3 separate regions of the Homo sapiens genome follow, and regions 1 and 2 are each linked to region 3. Evidence: chromatin contacts called from ENCODE Hi-C data. All regions are on one chromosome and are shown on one strand. The core of a region is the stretch at or near the end of the contact, and the rest is flanking DNA. Distances in the headings are between cores, read along the strand shown.

Region 1 (2,778 bases), core at 4-2,503, 3.5 Mb after region 3:
ATCAGTATCAGTGTCTATCCCATGTTTTCTGTATAGCAATGCTGAGAAATAAAGATAAATGTAATTAACATTTTAAACACTTACGGTAAGGATACACTAACATATTCCGCAGGGCTAAGTTAACTACTCCATTGTAACTATTTATTTCATAAACTGCATGGCAAGCCTGACAAGCCTACTGGTCAACTTTGACAAAAGATTATGTGAGACAAATGCCAAGGAAATACAAAATTAACATTGTTGTTACTCCTTATCAGACCACAGACAAAAACAAACCCACCAACAGTCCAGAATGAAGGAAACAGGTTGTTGGCTTTTGATTGGAATTTCCTAGGATTGTTACCATGTAGTACAAGATTAATCTAAATGTTTCTTTGTGCACAGACAAGCTTATGTGGAATGTATCAGAATAATATAATAAAGGCTTAGGTTTATGTGTGAACAAAACTGCTTTCAAAAATGTATCATTATCAGGCTGATTAAGAAAATACCACAGATTTAAACATACCTGAGGCCTATAAATAAGTTAGTTTGCTGCTTACTGGGGGTGGGGGGAATACACAGGCTAAATAAACAAACGAAAGTACAGGAAAATCAAACACTTTCAAATGAGCTTTCTTCCTTAAGTAGGTGTAACTAAAACCCAGTTGTATGCTAGGACTACTGAGTATTTTCAAGATAGTGCATGCTGTGGCATTTTAAACCACAGAGCCAAGCTGCTACCACCGCCACCTCAACCACCAAACTTTAAGAGCACACGCTGTGCACTGACTCATTTCATCCTCCCAGCAGCACCCTTCACAGCTGGCAAGTGGATTTTCCAAGCAAAAGGGAGAAACCTAGAACACACCACAAATAGGTACCTATTTTTGCCTTGATGTGTCAAAGTCAGAGAAAAGGGCAAAATTCAAGCAGCTGACCAACGGCATTTCAACAACAGGATGTTCCCAGGGAGACTGCGGCAAAAGATGTCTTTCACAGTATATGTAATTCCACAAAAATAGCAGTTAAAACCAATACGGCATCAGGCACAATGAATGACAATTTCAGGTTAGAAATAACCAAATGCTCAGCCTCTAATTTGTTTTCTTCTGTTTTGAGGGATAAAACAGAGGAATAAAGAATGTGCTGGAAATTTGGGGAATGCACTTCAAACTTCTTTCCTCCTCCTCCTCCTCCACACACACACACACACACACTCTCTCTCTCTCTCTCTCACTCTCTCTCTCTCCCCACCCCCTACCTCCTCCTCTTTGTAAAAGGCCTTTAATTAGCTCACATCCTATCCTGGCCAGGGCTGCCTAATACATTCTGACACCAGCCTGTTGGCCAGGCAGTGGGGTCTAAGTGCAGGCCTGATTAGCGGGATCCCAGTGGATCCCCTGCCGCTCTTATCTCCACAGATGCCTGATGAGTTTGGTATCTTCCTCCCAGCCCTCCCGGGAAGCTGCCCCAGCAGGTGCCCATTGGCAATAGTTTTGTGTTACAGGCCTGAATGAATGATCCCCGCAGGAGCTGCCGACTGTTTTCACAGACACAGAAGGCAGTCAAAAGTCCACTGCGTGAACTTGGAATGACCCCAGCTGCAGAGTCACTGGCGGGTTCATCGGGAGGGCAGGCACGCTTTATTAAACAACTAATACTCTTCACAGATAACTTTCCGAAAAAGCAAAAGTGTTAACTCTTTGCAATCTTGCTCTGACAAAACACTTCAGCTGTGGCGGGGCTCCCTGTGTGACTGAGGGTCTGAACCCAAGTGAGGGCTCTGAGATGGAGGAATGGCGCCAGCAGGGACCATGATTTCATCTGGCCTGAAGAAGGGTTGGGACTCAGTCACCATTTGGTCTACTGTTTTGTTGTTGTTTTTTTGTTTTTTTGTTTTTTTTTTTTCCCCAAGCGTTCCAGATTAAAGCGAAAAGGCAAAAAGCAAAGGTTTCGAGCACCTACTCCAGGGAGGACAGTGTGGCTGGGAGTCAGCCTGACAGTTACAGCCCCCAGCCAGGCCGGCTCTCAGCACCTCCAGAACAAGAGGGTGGCCCCTGGCTCATTCTGCCACATGCCTGTGCACCCTCGCAGATATGCGTGGGCCCCCATGGGGCTTCCATTCTAAGTTACCAGGAGAGAAAAGGTACTAAGGTACTAAGCTGTGAAGGCCATTGCAAACTCTCATCACCTGTGGGACTGGTGGGGCAGTCATTTTGTTGGCAGCAGCCAGATGCTGTGCAGTGGGTTCCCTTTAGAAGGAGGACTCAGACGCCAGGCACAGTGGCTCATGCCTGTAATCCCAGCACTTTGGGAGGCTGAGGCAGGAGGATCACTTCAGCCCAGGAGTTAGAGACCAGCCTGAGCAACATAGAGAAACCCCATCTCTACGAGAAAAAAAAATTTAGCCAGGTGTGGTGGTGTGCTCCCGTAGTCCCAGCTACTCAGGAGGCCGGGTTGGGAGGATTGCCTGAACCCAAGAAGCAGAGGTTGCAGTGAGACAAGATGGTGCCATTGCACTTCAGCCAGTGAGACTGTCTTAAAAAAAAAAAAAAAAGGGAAAGGATTCAGAAAAGGAAAGGGGTTCAGATCAAAGTGTTCTCATAACGAAGACAAAGCCATCACAAGTTCTTCCAGGGTTGCTGGACAGCAGGCAACTGGACACATCCACATTTTCAGTGTCCACTGAGAGGTACAGCAAACAGCCACTTCTGTCCTAGGGCAAGAACCAGTACTAAAGATGTTTTCGCTCTTTTCTTTTTTTTTTTTTTTGAGACGGAGTTTTGCTCTTGTTGC
Region 2 (2,794 bases), core at 243-2,742, 3.9 Mb after region 3:
CCTTGTCCTTCAGAAGGGCCCAGCCCAGCAAGGCAAGAAGTCCCAAGGAACCCACCCATCCCGGTCAGGAGAACCACAGGAGGGTTTTACGGGGATGGGGAGTCCACGTGGCCAGGCAGGGAGACTGAGGAAAGGTTTGGGCAATCCGGCCTGAAGGCGGGACTTGAGCAGGTCTTACCCTGCAGGAGGAGTGGAATGGAGGTGTGGGTAACTGCCCCCATCCTGCTCTGTTCCCACACCGTGTCCTACAGAGTCCCTAGAGTTCCCAACCAAAGATTCCTGGAAGGGCCTGAGTGGTTTTCAGGCCTCTGACCCTCCCAGGCTTGGAGGCCCGCAGGGCCCTACTCCAGCACAGACACTGGGCCAGCGCCCTGTGTCCATCATTTCATGGAAGAATCACCTGAAACTTCCCCTGCTCCCACTCGGCTCATTCCTTACTGTGTATCTGGCCAGGTGGGGTGGACCCCTCTAGAGACAGGATCCTCATCTGCCAATATGCACACAGGCCCTGGTTTCAAATAATAATGTTGCACATTTATTAGGCCCAGTACTGCACTACGCATTTCATCTCCTGATCATCTAATTTCATCCTCTAAAAACCCCAACGCAGTAGGTAACATTCTTGGTTTTCTGGGTTTTTTTTTTTTGTTGTTGTTGTTTTGTTTTGTTTTGTTTTGTTTTTTGAGACAGGGTCTTGCTCTGTCACCCAGGCTGGAGTGCAGTAGCTCGACCGTGGCTCGCTGCAGCTTCCAACTCCTGGGCTCAAGTGATCCTCCTGCCTCAGCCTCCCAAGTGGCTGGAAACACAGGTTCGTGCCACCACACCTGGCTAATTTTTTAAATTCTTTTGTAGAGACAGGGGTCTCCCTATGTTGCCCAAGCCGGTCTCGAGCTCCTGGGCTCAAGCAATCCACCCACCTTGGCCTCCCAAAGTGTTGGCATTATAGGTGTGAGCCACGGTGCCTGGCCCAGTAGGTAGCATTCTAATCCCCATTCTACAGATGAGGAAACTGAGGCTCAGAGAAGCCCACTGACTTGTGCAGGAGCAGCAGCCAACACTGACCCCCAGGCTGAGGCTCCAGGTCCAGTGTTCTGCAACACACAGCTGGCACCTGGGGCTGCTTCCTCTCCTGGGTGAGCCTAAGTAGCAAATGTAAGAAGTTATGTTTGCTCATTTCTGCTTGAGTGGATTCACAAGCCGCTGGCTCTGTGACAATGGGCAGCTCTCTGGAGGGATGCTTTGAAGACAAAACAGAATAGAGCCCCATGTCTCTTGCGTGAGTCACTATATTCCTTGAAAGATAAATGGCCCCAGACTTGCTTTTTCCTACACATAAGATACCATCTGGTGGGGTTAGTGATTCTGCCTCCACAATCGATTCAGCAGATGTGCTTTAGTCATCTATAGCCAGATGTACTCTATACCCAAACCTCGATGTGATTTTGTACATATTACAGCTTCACCACCTGTACATAAACTGTGAACTGAAACTGCCAGAGCAGCTGATAGAACCCCTCCACAGGGCTGCTCTCAGGCAATAGGCTCGGTCTATAGTCCTGGTAAAACTTCTGAATAAAAAGAACTCTAAAGTTTTTGTTTTTTGTTTTTGAGACGGAGTTTCACTCTTGTTGCCCAGGCTGGAATGCAATGGTGTGATCTCAGCTCACTGCAACCTCTGCCTCCCGGGTTCAAGCGATTCTCCTCCCGCAGCCTCCCGAGTAGCTGACATTACAGGCATGTGCCACCACGCCCGGCTAATTTTGTATTTTTAGTAGAGACTGGGTTTCTCAATGTTGGTCAGACTGGTCTCGAACTCCTGACCTCAAGTGATCTGCCCACCTTGGCCTCCCAAAGTGCTGGGATTACAGGCTTGAGCCACCACGCCCGGCATTTTTATTTATTTATTTATTTTTAGACATGGTCTCACTCTGTTGCTCAGGCTGGAGTGCAGTGTTGTGATCACCACGCACTGCAGTCTCAGACTTCCCCGGGCTCAGGTGATCCTCCCACCTCAGCCTACCAAGTAGCTGGGAACCACAGATGTATGTCACCATGCCTGGCTAATTTTTTGTATTTTCAGTAGAGATGGGGTTTCATCTCTACATGTTGCCCAGGCTGCTCTTAAACTCCTGGGCTCGGGCAATCCACTGGCTTCAGCCTCCCAAATTACTGGGATTACAAGTGTGAGCTACCACACCCAGCCCGAACTCTAATTCTTCAGCTTTTTATTTTCTTTAGTTGACACCTGGCAAACTTCCACCATGGGAGTCAGGGGGTGTTTGTCAGAATTTGCTGGGAATGGGATGGGGGGCAGCTAGTTCTCCCTCGAGGCTGGGGTGTTCTGTAACCCTCAATCCTGGTGGACAGGAAGGGTTCCCCCACCAAATCTGAGGCCTGGGGAATTCTCAAAGCCCTCCCTCTCCCCTTCTCCACTGGCTGAGATGTCATGAGTCCTGGCTGGCCAAGAAAGGCTTCCTTGCCTCGGGAGCTGGAGGCCCAGGACACCTGGGTGCCTCTGGTATCCCATCAACAATGGTGGGGGATAGAGGAGGCAGGGCTGGGGGAAGCAGAGGGGTTTCTGCTGAGTTTCAGAGGCTGTGTTGCCAACTCTTAGCCACAGATAAAGAGGGCCAAAGAGAGTGTGGTCAGAGCTCAGCATGGTGATGGCATGACAGGGGATGTCCCCAAAGGCCACCCAAACCATCATCAGGCACTCTTATGCCACCCCAACTGATCACATCACGATCCTGTGGGCCCAGCTTCCTCTCAAAACTTCCTGCAAGGCTTCAGCCAT
Region 3 (2,836 bases), core at 240-2,739:
GATAGAAGACTCTTGAGGGTCAAAAAAGAAAATATGCAGAGTTTAGGAAGAAAACAACATTTACTATGGGAATGCATGCACAAGGTAGAAAAATCAGAAGGTTCTCAAGCGTGTACCTGTGGAAAGTAAGTTACCCCCCTCTCCTCCCAGGAAACTTTTTTTTTTTTTGGTAGAGACAGAATCTCGCCGTGTTGCCCAGGCTGGTCCCAAACTCCTGGGCGCAAGCAATCCATCTATCTCAGCCTTCCAAAGTGCTGGTATTATAGGCTTGAACCACCAAACCCAGCCTCATATAACACTTTTTTTTTTTAATTAGGGCCTTGCTCTGTGGCCAAGGCTAGAGAGCAGTGGAGCTGTCATAGCTCACTGCAGCCTCGACCTCCCTGGCTCAAGCGATCTTCCTGACTCAGCCCCCCAAGTAGCTGGGACTACTAGCACACACCACCACACCTAGCTAATTTTTCTGTTTTTTGTGGAGATAGGGTTTCGCCACGTTGCCCAGGCTGGTCTTGAACTCCTGGGCTCAAGTGATCCACCTACCTGCGCCATCCCAAAGGACTGGGATTACAGGTGCGAGCAGGGGTGGTGTCCTGTGGGGTGACCCATTGTTGGGTTTGACATCACAGTAGGGAGGGACCTCAACTTTAATGAAAACAAAAAACTCCAAATACATTTTATGTACAAAACATATTGTCCTGGAGATCATAATCTACTTCTTTTGCTGGCCACGGCTTTTTTTTTTGTTTTTTAATTAATTAATTAATTAATTTAATTTTTGAGACAGGGTCTCGCTCTTTCGCCCAGGTTGGAGTGCAGTGCTGGGATTATAGCTCACTGCAGCCTCGACCTCCAGGGCTCAAGCGATCCTCCCACCTCAGCCTCCCGTGGCCACAATTTTTAAATGGTTGAAATAATAGAGGTCAGAGAGTAAGTACTGTGGCTCATTGAACCTTGCTGCGTGTGTGTGGAATGCCAGCACAGAGAATCCTTATGGACATCAATAGTTTGACAGTCCCAGGGTGATTAAGGTTGACCTCAGTAATGCAGTCAGCACAGATACGTGTAGAAAACTGGGGCTTAGGCTCTTGGATTCAAACGTGCTTGTTATGAATTGAAGAGAGATGGTTCGTAGGGCTGGGCTTCAAAGGAAGGAAGCAAAGGGCATGGTTAGAACTGAGAGTTGTTCACTCATATCTAAACAGCAGTGTGGACAGAGGCTCAGAGGTGGGAATTCCCGCTGCGAGTGGAGAGCGGGCCAGAAAGCAGGCTTAGTGGGTTCATTGTAACATCAAAAATCTACTCAGCTTCTGGTCTTGAAAGGTCTGGCAGTAGAATCTGTTCTCCCCACCCCAGCCGCACCACTTCCTATACTGGAACTTATTAACCTAAGCAGTCACTTTCCTGTCCCGAGTGGCAGGCTCCACTCGAATTTCGCCAGCCTGCCCCATGGGAAGCTGTATCACCAGAGCTCAGAGAGCAAAGCACTTCTCATTTCTGTAGTCTCGGGGCCATGTGGGCCCCTCAGGGATTTTCCCCCGTTACTGTGACTCAGTCAGCAGCCCAAATTAATGCTTGGCAAATGATTTAAAGTAAGAAAGAACTTGTTTAATTTTGTAAATCGTTTTTGTTAAATGTTGACTCCATACAAAAGAATGTGTTCAGTGTAAAGAATAAGGATACAAGAAACATCTTCCATGTACCCATTACCCAGTTTCCAAAAAGAACTTACTGTTACCTTTGGAGTCCCCTGTGTCCCCTCCCTGATCTCACCCGGCCCAAGTCATCCCTGAGTTTTGCTTTTATCACTCTTGCTTTTCTTTATAGTTTTACCATGTGTTTGTATTGCTAAACAATGTACCGTTTAATTCTGCAGGTTTTTGAACTTAATATAATCATATTGTTTTCTTCAGTGCCTTGACATTAATCCACGTTGCATAGAGTGGTATTTCATTTTCACAGATGAATAATGTTCCATTGTATGAGAATTTATTTATCCTTTCTATTACTGGTGGACATTTGGGTTGTTTCCAGTATTTTGCTGAGACAAACAGTGCCACTGTTCACATTCCCGGGACATGTATGCACAGCCTCTCCAGGGACTGCAGCTGGGAGTGGAGTCACAGGGTATGTGCGTCTTCAACTTAACAAATAATGCCAAGTTGTTGCCAAAACTGTTTCCCCAGTTTACCCTTCAACAATTCCGTTTGCCTCATATCCTCTCAACAATGGTATTTTCAGACTTCAACATTTTTACTAATCTGGTGGGCGTACAATGACATCTCATGTGGTTTTGATTTGCATTTTCCTGGTTCTGAGTTGGGCATCTTTTCGTTGCTTACTGATCATTCAGATTTCATCTTCTCGGAAACAACAGATTGTCTTGCTCATTTTTCTATTGGGTGGTTTGTAGACATTTTGTTAGTTTTTTGTTTTTTATTTCTTATTTTGGATACTAATTCTTTGTCAGTTATATGTGTTATAACTACCTACTTCCAGTTTGTGGCTTGTCTTTTCACTGTAGGATATTGTTTTTTGTTTTTGATGAGCAGAAATTCTTTTTTTTTTTTTTTTGATACGGAGTCTCACTCTGTTGCCCCGGCTGGAGTGCAGTGGCGCGATCTCAGCTCACTGCAAACTCCGCCTCCCAGGTTCAAGCGATTCTCCTGCCTCAGCCTCCTGAGTAGCTGGGATTACAGATGCGTGCCACCACGCCTGGCTAATTTTTTTTTATTTTTAGTAGACGGGGTTTCAGCATCTTGGCCAGGCTGGTCTTGAACTCCTGACCTCATGATCCACCCATCTCGGCCTCCCAAAGTGCTGGGATTATAGGCGTGAG

Evidence for each region. Hi-C counts contacts between places; a loop is a spot of excess contacts on that map. Pooled maps may share reads with other maps.
Region 1: a map with no recorded cell type shows a loop between it and region 3 (13-fold over the local background). The contact joins two enhancer-like sites. A Hi-C loop is called at or near these places in 3 of 37 single-sample maps with no recorded cell type and 4 of 50 pooled maps.
Region 2: a loop to region 3 is called in a map with no recorded cell type, with 7 times the contacts of the local background. The contact joins two enhancer-like sites. A Hi-C loop is called at or near these places in 2 of 37 single-sample maps with no recorded cell type and 3 of 50 pooled maps.

The regions. Positions count from the first base shown.
Region 1 is chr1:12,432,371-12,435,148 of GRCh38, reverse strand. All of the region lies in intron 65 of VPS13D (vacuolar protein sorting 13 homolog D), which reads right to left. Among named protein-coding and RNA genes, the nearest start is that of SNORA59A, 73 kb to the left of the region's middle. RefSeq lists a cis regulatory region at 1,585-1,595 and an enhancer at 1,518-1,662. Within about 2 kb of position 1,253, at least 26 of the 41 ENCODE cell types and tissues checked have a DNase peak (open chromatin) inside an H3K27ac peak, as active enhancers do.
Region 2 is chr1:12,039,214-12,042,007 of GRCh38, reverse strand. No RefSeq gene overlaps it. Among named protein-coding and RNA genes, the nearest start is that of MIR6729, 11 kb to the right of the region's middle. RefSeq lists enhancers at 1,220-1,289, 2,355-2,794 and a cis regulatory region at 2,637-2,794. Within about 2 kb of position 1,492, at least 3 of the 41 ENCODE cell types and tissues checked have a DNase peak (open chromatin) inside an H3K27ac peak, as active enhancers do.
Region 3 is chr1:15,964,849-15,967,684 of GRCh38, reverse strand. The region is part of intron 2 of ZBTB17 (zinc finger and BTB domain containing 17); the gene reads left to right. LOC124903855 (a long non-coding RNA gene) reads right to left here. Exons shown (of 3, transcript XR_007065486.1): 3 at 42-2,836. Among named protein-coding and RNA genes, the nearest start is that of ZBTB17, 9.8 kb to the left of the region's middle. RefSeq lists enhancers at 1,563-1,752, 2,035-2,204. Within about 2 kb of position 1,489, at least 19 of the 41 ENCODE cell types and tissues checked have a DNase peak (open chromatin) inside an H3K27ac peak, as active enhancers do.